2 separate regions of the Mus musculus genome follow, and region 2 is linked to region 1. Evidence: chromatin loops called from intact Hi-C (ENCODE). Cell type or tissue: gastrocnemius. All regions are shown on one strand. Each heading gives the region's core, and the rest is flanking DNA. Links, peaks and the distances in the headings are about the cores only.

Region 1 (6,097 bases), core at 1,784-4,283:
TTCTGAAGAGGGTGTCCCCTCTCTTGATTCATATATGGGAGCTGCCTTATCACTGTCCTCACATGGAGGAAGAGCAGAGATAACTCTCTAGGATCTTTCATAAGGGCACTAGTCCAATTCAAGAAGGTTCCACCCATGTGACATCATGTGACTCCCTGAAAGGTTTCAAATACTAGGTTTCAAATGAATCAGTGAGACGTTCAGTCCATAATATACAGTCCTACTGCAAGAGAGGTGAGTCCAGCCAACAAAGCCACCTCTTTGTGATGGGAACAAGAACATGGGACATCTTGGATCTCATTCACAGGTCAAGTGTAGTGTGTGGCATCAGAGGGAGATGCCTGAGACAGAGCCCAGCCAGGTCACAGAATGCTCCTAAGATAAAACCAGAATAGTTTGGCTGTCTTTAGAATGTTTTGGGAAGAGGGGCTGGCAACTTTTGGACGCACAGTGAAAGAGATGACAGACGAAGTCTGACATGGTGACCGGCACAGAGTTAGCAGAGGGGAAAAGCAGCAGATGTATAATTCTAATTCTTGATGCTTCTTCTGTTCCTACTCCAAAATCAACACACACACACACACACACACACACACACACACACACACACACCACTGATGCAAACCCCCAAGGCTTGGACCAGCCATGCTGAGGCAGTTCTCCTGCGTCTACCCAGACTGCCCCTTGTGACTGTGAGCAGAACATTATTTCTGTCTCGTCGTGGTTATGGTTTCCTTTTATTTTCATTTTGTTTTGCTTCATTTTTTTGCAAGCCAAAGAATAATCCAATCAAGTTCATAGTCACACCCATCCTTAAATATACTATGTGAGTGTTGCACTTGTAATAACATTTCATAATATGCATTCTTTTATAAATGGAAATTTATTTTTAAAATTTGGCATGAATCAAAAGTACCATTTGAAATTAATAGGGGGAATATTTTATTAAGCCATGTATTGCTTGCGAATCACTAGGGACTGAGGGAAAGGTGCAATTCTTCTCGTCCTTGAAACAATTCCAGATGAATTAAAGATTTGAGCACCAAAGTTGAAATCATTAAATCATAAAGTATACAGTTTTAAAACAAATCTCAAAAGGATGAGGTATATTTAAAACCCAGAATCGCTAAAGAAAGGGCGGCTGCACTGAAGTTCGTAAACAAAGTTACCTGGGTTTAAGAGACAAATGAGGGAGAGATAAAAATATGAACATCAATTTCTCTACCATGTCACTTAACATTTTAAAATGCCAGGAGGAGGTTGTGTTGGGTTGGGGACAATAGTAGCTGATTGAATTTTTTTTCTTATGTATCTTCCAGGATACTATAAAACCAGTAACGTAACAATAAAACTCCCCGTGATTCAGGCTTCCACACACATAGCATTATCATCTGAAGTCGGAGCCCCAGGAGAGGGTGGATGCAGGAGACCAAAAAAAAAAAAAAAAAAAAAACCACCTAAAATATATCCTAGCATTATTGGGATGTGCAGAAGGTAGACTATGAGGCTGAGTTGGTGGGAACAGGTCACTGGAGGTGTGTCATTGGGTGTTACACCTTACCCTGGCCACTTCTTCTATTCTGTTTCTTTGTTTCCTGTCCACCATAAGGTAAGCAGCCACCTCTTTCACGTTTCTGCCACCAAAGGGTCCCACATCACTACATCTCCCCAATGGCTGGATTCAAAGACCATGGTTTTGAAATGCCTGAGTTCCGGGGTAAATAAACCTCCCTTCCCCCTTTAAGCCGTTTCTGTCAAGCATTTGGTTACAATGAGAAAGACTAACCACAAACGGCTGGGTGTCTCCTTTTGTTTGCTTTTTTTTGCCAAATCTTAATGAAAACTGTAAGTGCTCGGGTCCAACAGATGGAAAGAATCCACAGGAGAAACACAGAGAACCTCAGGCAAGGAACAACATGCCTGAGCAGAAACAGAAAACTCTTGAATCACACACAGAGAAAGATGCACTGCATACAGAGGACAAAGGTTTAGAAAGAGGAGGCTGGACTTCTCGTCGGAAGTACTGCAGGTCATCCTATGAGCTGAACTGAGAAGCACACTAATTCTGCAGGATTCCTACCCACACCATGCAACCTGGAGTTGACAGGAAGGCATTTGGGACAAACCTAAAGTGAAAAATGTACAAAGTCTCAGGCAGAATCCTTCCACCAGGCCCAGAGGGAAAGGAAACAAACCTGCGTTTTCTCCTGCCTGGGTAGGAGGACAACCAAGGGACATGAAAGCCAATGCCACTGGGAGATCTGGGAGTGGACTTGGAGCCAGAAAAGCAGTGTAATTTAAAAGATTTGAACGATTGGATATTATTAACACAATATAGTAACCTATAGATTTCCTGGGTTTGATCATTATATGATGGTTAAGTCCACTTTGGTAAATTCAAGGATGCTTAGAATAGAAAGCTAAAAACTAGAACTCTTGAAAACTATACTAAGATAGATGCCTTTAAAGTTCTGGGAGTGAAGGAGGGCAGTGATAACAGTTTTCAGAAAGAAGAAAAAGACCCTTCAGAAATGAAGACAGAGGGCCCGGAGAGACAAATCAGCAGGTAAGAGCACTGGCTGCTTTTCCAGAGGAACCAGGTTTGGCTCCCGCACCAACCTGTCAGCTGCCCTAACTCCAGTTCCAGGATAAACGTCCTCTCCTGAACCATGTAAGCACTGTACACACATTGTGCACAGATATGCAGGGAACACATCCATACACATAAAACAGAAAACATGTGACCACATGAATTTTAGAAGACAAAAGATGAAACATATTATGATTATTAAATATATATTTTTAAGATAGTTATTTGGGCAGAAAGATGATTCTAAAAGCATGAGAAAGGTAAATATGTGGGCAAAGGGGGAAATATTTCAAAGATACCTTTAAAATATAAATTATTGTAACAGAAACAATAACCATGTGGCATGCAAATTATCAATTTATTGCTCACCAGCTCTAAGTCCTTCCATAATCATTGCTCTGTCAACCTAAGTCTACATTTTTAATGTGTCTGCATCCCACAGTGGGCACAATGCCGGCTTTTGTCAGTAGAGGGCGCCAGAGAGACATTGTGGAATGAAATGGCTTCACTTTCCTGGTTCAGACCAACAAAGTGAGACAGAGCAGTAGGTGACAATTAGAGACAAACAGACAGACACACACACACATAGATTATTAATAGAGATACAGAATATAGTCAGAATGATGGATAGGTGACTAGATAGATACAGACAAATGATAGAAATATACACCCTGAAAAATAATAATTGAAAGATAATTTTCTTAACTATATACCTTGAGTGCCTGAGTAGACGCTCACATACATGATTCTTAAAGCCAGAATCTTTCTTACATAAAAAACATTAAATTGAATCTTACAAAAGCAAAAATTAAGAAAAAAATACAGATTATATCCTCTATCATTTCACACTGAACTGGGATTATTTATCAGATGATGAGATTAATTAAAGACAAGAAACTAGAACTGGAGAAAAAAGGAATAAAACTATCTGCATTATCATGCTGTGGCCATCTGCCTGTGTTGCTAAATAGGCAAAAAGGTACCAAAGTCTCTATTAAACACACACACACACACACACACACACACACACACACACACGAAAACAAGTGATCACACAAACTCAGTAAATGAGTGCAGCAAGTTGTCGGGGTATAATTAGCATAAAATGACACTTTTCATATGCATAAATAACTGCTAAACAAAACATGCAATGGCAGAGTAAAGGCAACAATAGCCCAAAAGATACAACAGCATGGGTATAAATGTGAAACTGCTCCAAACCTACACTGAGTAAAACAAACTACTCCTTAAATATGCAAAGTTAGATGTGAACAAATGGAAAGTTACCCCTTCCTGAGTGAGACTGCTCAAATCATCTGTATACTATCCCTTCCTGAGTGAGACTGTTCAAAATCACCTACATACTGTTTTCTCTAATGTAATATATTAACTAATTGGGTCCCAGTAAATATACCAACAATTTTTCTCATAGATCTGACAATATGACATCAAAATCTATTTAGAAAATGCCCAAGGATAATACAGAAAAGCTACAGGCTCAGGAAAAAGAGAGGATATTGTGACAGACAGGAAGTAGAGAACACAGACTCTGTAGGTAAAATGCTGGTACCAACACATGAACACACAGGCAGGCTGATGGTGTAGGTAGGATAAGATCTTTAGAAATGGAATAAGGGACCAAAACAAAGTGTAGGTGGAAAAGGCAAGCAAACAAACAAAGGAAACCTGCTGCTTTGCAAGATAATTTTAAAATTTTTGATAATATCTAGCCAACTGATTTACTGTGATTAAAATAATACATAATTAAAGATGATTGATAATTAAAGGGTAGAAATAGAAAGTCTTAAAATGACCCAAGCACAAATGATGATATTATTTGTTAATGAGGGACAACTGGATAACCATTTGAATCAGAGACAGAGATGGGGAGAACAGACTTTGAGCCATTCAACATGCGAGACATCATATTCAAGAATAGAAAGGGTGACTTGGAAATAGATGACAGTGTTTCTGATCCATGCATGAAATGAGGCTGTATGCCTCAGTGAGATAGGATGATATGTGTGTGTGTGTGTGTGTGTGTGTGTGTGTGTGTGTGTGTGTGTGTGTGTGACTGCCCTCAAGAGTATCCTAGTATGAACTGTGAGTTCAAAAACGATGAATGGGGATCCCAGGCATGTCTACATGGTGCCACATGTCAGGATGCTCTTGGAGCTTAGCTCTGTGACTGTGCACCTGGAGTCAGTGAAGACCACTGCAAACTCAAGTTTGATGAATGTGCCAGCCAGCCACCTCTCTATGGAGGTCTACGTGTGGGTGGAGAAAAAAAGGTACCACTGTGACTGCATCAGTAGTGGATTCACAGAGACACACTGTGAGACACTGATGCCTCATTGTTGGTCAAAGCCTTGTCACAATAATACATGTGAAGACACTTTTGACAGCTGTATTTGTCACTACTGGCCTAGACACATAGGTGTCCTGTGTGAGACAGACATAAATGAACGTAGTAGAAACCCCTGTCAATTTGGGGAGAAATATGTAGAGCTGTCCTCAGACGATCAATAGGGACACATTGCAGGCCTGCCTTCTTCCTTCAACTACCTTGGAGCCTCAGGCTATGTTTGTATCTGTCAGCCTGGATTCACAGACAGGAGCCTAGCGTGACTGTCCTCTGAGAGGTTTCACCCAACAGCTGACCTAAACAAATGCAGACCCAAACATATGACCAAGCTCGGGAAGTCTTGTGTAAGATTTAGGAGAAGGATTGAGGGACCAGAAGAGGAAAGACACTCCACAGAAGACCAACAGGGCCGATTAACCTGGACCCTTGAGGGTTCCCAGAGACTGAACCACCAACCAAAGACCATACATAGGCTGGACCACCCCCCTACCCTCCCCGTGCACATATATAACAAATGTACAGCTTTGCCTTCATGTGGATCACCCAACAACTGGAGTTGGGGATTACCCTGACTGGCCTCAGTGGGAGATGATATGCCTAGTCCTGCAGTGAGTTGAGGTGCCAGGATAGGTTAGTACCTAGGAAAGGACCCCATCCCCTTCCCATAGGTAAAAGAGAGGGATGGTGGGGGAAGGGCTGTGGTGGAAAACATGAAGAGGGGAGCTGCAATCGGGATGTAAAGTGGATAAATAAATTAATGGGAAAAAGAATAAAAGCAATCAGAGAACTAAACTGAAAAGAAATTAAGCTACCCAAGTGTGAAAAGGAAAACATCGCTGTAAGTGTTTCTGCTCTGATGGGAGGGTATCCTGAGACGTGGGGGCCCATGAACCACACAGCTCTGAGATGGGTCAATGTCCCCAAGGGAAAGGCATCCTGAGACATGGGAGCCCTGGAACTACACAGTTCTGAGAGGAAGCCTCCTCAGCAGAGCATTTCAGCTCCCAGGAGAGAATATTCCTACCTGAGCTGAAGAGCTCGGGGTCCTCAGCCCCGCTCCTTCTTTTCCTCTTTTCTCTTCATTGCTTCTGTTCTTCTTGGCTTCTTCCAGTGAGAGAGTCATTTCAGGCTGAAATCTCATG
Region 2 (6,097 bases), core at 1,884-4,383, 140 kb after region 1:
CAAAATTCCTAGACTTGGAGCTACAGAATGCCTGAGGTTGTGCAGAGCAGAGCTGAGAGAGCCTAAGTCAGTGATGTACTGTGGCTTCTGCTATCTGAGGACCCTGACGGGGAAGCCGTGGGGGAAATTTTTCACAAGAGAAACACAGAGTGCTATTACCCACAAGGATAATTTTAAAAAACAAAACAAAAACAACACTCTCCAAACCAGTAAGAGAGCTCAGCGAGAAAGAAAACAAATACCCCGGTGTTTTAAAAACACACAGTGCCAAGTCCAGGACCTGTTTTATAGACGAGAAGAAATGAACCAATTTACCAGAAAGTCAATGCGAGCTTGCACGCACAGTTCAATCCCTTCATTCAATCAACAAACATGCACTCAAAGTCAGACAAACACAAGGCAGAGAGAAACGCCAGCTCAATAGAGGACCAAGAAAGTATTTGTCCCACACAGGGACTGAATGGGGTGACAGCCTGCTGGAACGTGCTAAACCCCCACCCCTGGGGCCATGTCCAAGACTTAGCCTTCTTTTATATGTAGCCCTTTGTGTCCGTCAGAGGTTGCATTGATGAAGTAACTCTGAGACAATCAAATTAAAAAGAGGAAACGTTTCTTTGGGCTCATGGTTTCAATAGGTTAAGGCCATGTTGCTTTGGGTGTATGACAGGTGCTTAGAAGGGTGGAAGAAAAGCCGGGCATGGTGGCACACACCTTTAATCCCAGCACTTGGGAGGCAGAGGCAGGCAAATTTCTGAGTTCGAGGCCAGCCTGGTCTACAAAGTGAGTTCCAGGACAGCCAGGGCTACACAGAGAAACCTTGTCTCGAAAAAGCCAAAAAAAAAGAAAAAAAGAAAAAAAGAAGAAGAAGGGTGGAGGAAGTTGGGATTCCATATCACCTTAAAGAGAATATTCCCTCTAATGGCACTATCTAGAACTTCCACGCCAGCTCTCAATATTGCCATAGGCTGGGGACCAAACTATACCACATGGGCCTTTGGTACCCATTGATGAATAGAAACCTTACAGATCTCTCCCTGGTCTCTTAACTCCAGATCCCCTTTGAACTAGTTAAGAAAAGTCAGATAAGATCTGGTCCACGAGAAGGCACAGAGATAAAGCCAGGTGGATGGCTTAAGACTACAGTTCAGGGGCCCAAACTGTGACTTCATGGCTGCTTACAGCAAGCAGGGAAGTCTGGGCCAGCATCCTCAGTCTTGGGACCAGCACCTCTATTCCCCAGCTAGTCTACCATATTTCCAACCTTCCAACCTAGACAGTCTCAGCTGCCTGGGGGCTTAGCTGTCACACAGTGTTTTTCTTTCTTTCTTCTTTCCTTCCCTGAGATCTAAACCCCTGAACACATGGTCCTTTGTCAAAGGCTAGCAGCCTTTGCAGATAAAAGCTCAGGTCCTACCAGATTGGAAATGTAGAAGTTGAGCACCTGGCTTCAACCTGGCCCCCTTTTTTGACTATGCTCAGTGTGCTTGGCGCAGCCCACAGTTCTCCTACAAGGAGTCGGTCATTTCTTCCACCGAAGAGCTCCTGGCAGACCTCAGCAGCCTCTGTTCTTTCATTGTATCGTCTATCTGGTCCACTTTCACTGCCAAGGACAGCCCTCCGGGTGCACTCAATTCGGCTCAGGAAAACAGTAAACTTTGTCCTCTATGATGTGCGTGGTCTCCACCTCCAGACATTTAAAATGTCTCCAAGGGTTCTTTAAAACAAAACAAAACAAAAAACAAAAACAAAACAAAACAAAAAAAACTGGGGTGTCTCACTAGGTCAGGAACAGTAGAACCTCAGAATAATAGAACAATTGTCACAATCTCAAGGCTGCTTCTCAGAGGTAGGTTTCAAGTGACATTCAACACTTGGGATGGTTTGCAACAGCAACAGGATCTCGTCTGGCAGTCTGGGCCCACACTTTATGCATCTTTGCAGGGAGAGCAGTGTGATAGGCCAGGCCCAAGAACCAGAATCATTTACCTATGATCTCTCTTGAAGTTGCTTGCTCACCAGGGGGGTGGGGGGGGAGACTGCAACCATGGTTGAACTCTCTGGACTTTGGCCAAGCTGCCCACAAAATATTAATGTGGAGGGATATGGCTCAGTCAGCAGGGTGCTTGCTTGGTATGCACAAAGCTCTGGGTAAACTGGGCATAGTGGTTTATACTCTAATCTTAGTAGTCAGGAGGAAGAGGCAGAAAAGTCAGGAGTTCAAGGTCATCCTCAGCTTCGTAGCAAGTTCAAAGCCAGCTGAAGCTACACCAGATCCTGTCTTAGTTATTTTGCTACTACAGTGACAAAGTAGCACGGTCAAGGCAATCCATAGAAGGAAGAGTCTATTGGGACTTAGAGCTTCACAGGGTGAGTACATAACCATCATGACAGGGGGCATGGCCCTGGAGCAGTGGCTGAGTGCTTAATTGTTGAGACAGTAACCACGAGGCAGATAAAGAGAGCTGACTGGAAATGGTGTTGGCTTTTGAAACCTCAGCCCTCCCCACAGTGCCACACCTCCTTCCACAAGGCCACTCCTCCTAATCCTTCCCAAACAGTTCCACCAACTGGAGACTAAGAATTCAAATATACGAGCCTATAGAGGCTATTCTCATTCCAACCATCACAGAACCTGTCTCAAAATAAAAAAGAAGACAAGACACAAATGCATTCACTCCTCCTGGCCAGTCTCACTGGGTTACAGTAAGAACCAAGAACAATTATTTTTTAACATGTATTTTTTTAGATAGATAGATAGATAGATAGATAGATAGATAGATAGATAGATAGATAGATAGATAAAGCAACACATACTTGCTAGGCAAAATTTATGTCAGAAACTTCTTAGAATTGGTGAGACCTGCAGAATCCAGGGCTGAAGAGATGGCTCAGTGGCTAAGAGCACTCGCTGTCCTTGCAGAGGACCCAGGTTTCCTTGCTACCATCCACATAGCATTCCAAGGGATCCAAAGCCTTCCTCTGCCCTCTGCTGGTACTGCACATACGTGGTACTCATATATACATGCAGGCAAAAATAGTCACACACATAAAACAACAATAAGTAAATCTTTAAACAGTCTGAGAAGAAAAGAGATGTGAAACCACAGCCCCACCTCCCCCCACCCCCACCCCCACACCCCATTCAGAATCTTCATTTTCTCCCAATTTGTGTGAAGAGTGCCACGTTTGCAAACATGCATAGCCATGACCATGAAAGTGAGGTTTGACGACTCGCACTCTTAGTTTGAATTCAGCTCCTCCATAGAAGACCTTCATGGGCTTCACTAACCACCAGAGGCTCAGTTTCCTTAAGCACACGCAGACAAGGTTCCCTTAGAACAAGCACACAGCCCTTGGGAGAAGGAAAAGCAAGAGGTGGGGGAAGGCTGGCGGAGGCCAGGCAGGAAATGGATACCGAGGAGATGAGATGGTGGAGAAGATCAGAAATAGATCAGGGCTTCCTGCTGCCAACCCTGCTGGCCTCCACGCTGGCCCTTCCCAGTCACCAGAGCTCCTTGGCACAGACTCCCAAGCCAACCCTTGGCCAGATTCCACTGAAGACCCAAACTCCTGCGTCTCAGACTTCAGGGTGGTACTAGGAGAGCTGGAGAGCTTTCATCTGTCCCAGGCCACAGGGTGTCTCCCAGATGGTGGCTGGGGACCCAGGACAGAAATCAATGAGAGAAAGGGGAGACAGGGCCACAGATCCTCCTGGGTACAGAGCTGCAGGTGGATACATTTATTGACTGAAACACACAGCACACTGGCTCTTCCACCAAGCACTCTCCTCACTGTAGCCCGAAGAAAAGGGTACTTGCATGACCTGTGTTCCCAAATTCCCCAGCAGTGCTGGGAAATGTCCTCCACAAGAGTCCACTCAAGTAATTAGGACCGGGGATGAGGGTGCCCTTGTAAATGGCAGGGGTGGAAGCCTTCACTCCACTTCAAGGTTTTAAAATACCAGCTTTATGGGTCTGCAGCGAGCATCACAGAGATAATGTGTGAAGCCCTCTTGCCACAGGCTCATTTGTCTGCTCCAGATGGACCAAAAGCTTCGCGATGGCCCAAAGGCCCCTTCCCCAGCCTTGGCCTTGCCCTGACAGCTGCTGCTTAATGGCCCTTCTAATGGATGTTTCAAGTCCAGAGTGGTAGAACCGACCCTGAAAGCGTTAACTCCTGGCTGGCGCTATTTCTCAGAAAACGCCCTCTGATCTTCACAAGTACGGTGGGTAGCTTGGCCCTCTGAGCTTTCCCAAGCTCAAGGAAGTCAAGTTAAGGATACACTCTCTGACAATCATTTGGTAAGCTCTGGAAGATACTTTTCCTTTTTTTTAAATTAAGTTTTTTAAAATTACTTCTTATATTAGCATACAAAGTAGTGGGTCTTGTTATAACATTCAAGTCTTTTCTTCCCTCTTTTAAATTAAAATTTAAGTATAGCATTTCCCTTTTTACCTTTCTCCACCACCTCCTTACATACATGCACACGCATGTGTGCACTGACTGACTGATTGACTGACTAGCAAGATAATTTGGCAGGTAGAGTTCTTCGCCATTAAGCCTGACCTGAGTCAGATCACCAGGATACAGTCAGAAGAGAGACCTGATTCCTACTGGTTATTTTCTGGCCCCCAGACCCCCACCACACACACACACACACACACACACACACACACCTTTTTTAAAGCTAAGATGCTGAGTGTGATTGCTTCTGGCTGTACTCAGCCTGCATCCTACAGCATCAGTCAGAATAAAGCAGCAGTGACTTTGAAAGGGGTGTGGATACAGGAATTGTCTTCATGGGTGCCTGCCTTGCCTAGTAGCCGCTGTGAAGAGGCTATGTTGGTCTCTCTGTTAGAAATCTTATCTGGCTGGACTTTAGAACACCGGGCAGGGCCACCTCAGCAGATCCACAGAACATCTGTGAGCCTTGGGGCTGCTGAAGTCACCACAGCTAGACCCTCATCACCAGAACCATACCCCAGCCAGGCTCAGCTGGGAAACTCTGTATCAAGCAGCATCCTTGTGGCTGCTGCAGTCTAAAACACTGTAGGTCCGTGTGACAAAATAAGATGGAAGAAATATGGAGGGAGGAAAGGAGGCCAGGATAGAGAGAGCCAAGGAGAGCGCCTCGGACATCTCTGTTCCTTGCCTGGATCCAGTCCTTGGATCCAAGATGGTGGCATTGGGAAAGGGTGGCCCCATGTATTCCTGGAGCCAAGAATCACTTTCCCCTCAGGAAAGCCGGGACAGCAGGTGACAGGATTTTGGCAGAGGAATGGAAGCATCAGGACAGGTGGCTGTGCAAATGAGGGCTTGCGGCTTGGGATTCACTTTCCATGACAACATCTTTTATAGGTTAATAAAGTGGGAAAATGGGTCACCACTGACTATTCCAGGTCACCTGGTACCCAGCCAATGCTGTTCCACACGCTTCCTGGGAAGGCTTAGTGTCACTGCTCATGCGAAATGGCTGGGTGTGAGCACCATCCATTTATAGGAGCTGAATGAGCAGATAAACGCAGATCAGATGTGGGTTCTAATAACCCCCTGGTATCCTGAGATATTCCCCAGCCACTGAAAGCACCGCATGATTCCTGAGGACAGAGAGGACACAAAGGGAGTCTTCAACAAGCCAGTCTCATTAGTCCAAAGGTGAGGGAGGTATCTCACCCTGGCGGAACACCAGAGCCCCAGTTTGGTGACCTATAAGCCATGTTTCTCTGAGGTTGAACTACCCACAATGCGCTTGTTGCGGGGTGTGTGTGTATAGTGTGTAGCTAGAGGGCACCTTTTGGATATTGTTTTTCAGGTGCCATCCACCTGTTTTTATTTTGTTTGCTTTAGTTTGGTTGGTTGGTTGGTTGGTTGGTTGGTTGGTTTTGTTTTTTCAAGACTGGGTTTCTCTGTGTAGCCCTGGCCATCCTGGAACTTGCTCTATATATAGACCAGGCTGGCCGAACTCACAGATCCACTTGCCTTGGCCTCCCAGGTGCTGGGATAAAAGGCTTGAGCCCTCACTGCCTGGCTGTGTTTTATTTTTCACACGTTGTCTCTCATTAACCTGAAACTCTTCAAGGAAGCTAGGTTGGCTATC

Evidence for each region. Peaks named below come from ENCODE experiments on the same cell type or tissue, not always from the same donor. Only the 100,000 strongest peaks of a DNase experiment are listed, where the experiment ranks them.
Region 2: a loop joins it to region 1, with 11 times the contacts of the local background. A loop is called at or near these places in 10 of 42 quality-filtered maps.

The regions. Positions count from the first base shown.
Region 1 is chr12:103,640,509-103,646,605 of GRCm38, reverse strand. It overlaps the pseudogene Gm18501. Among named protein-coding and RNA genes, the nearest start is that of Serpina10, 12 kb to the right of the region's middle. In gastrocnemius, for the core only: a CTCF peak has its summit at 3,052 (motif pointing right); a DNase peak (open chromatin) is centred at 3,056.
Region 2 is chr12:103,496,336-103,502,432 of GRCm38, reverse strand. No RefSeq gene overlaps it. Among named protein-coding and RNA genes, the nearest start is that of Ppp4r4, 33 kb to the left of the region's middle. In gastrocnemius, for the core only: a CTCF peak has its summit at 2,979 (motif pointing left); a DNase peak (open chromatin) is centred at 3,497; H3K4me3 peaks cover 442 bases; H3K27ac peaks cover 1,504 bases.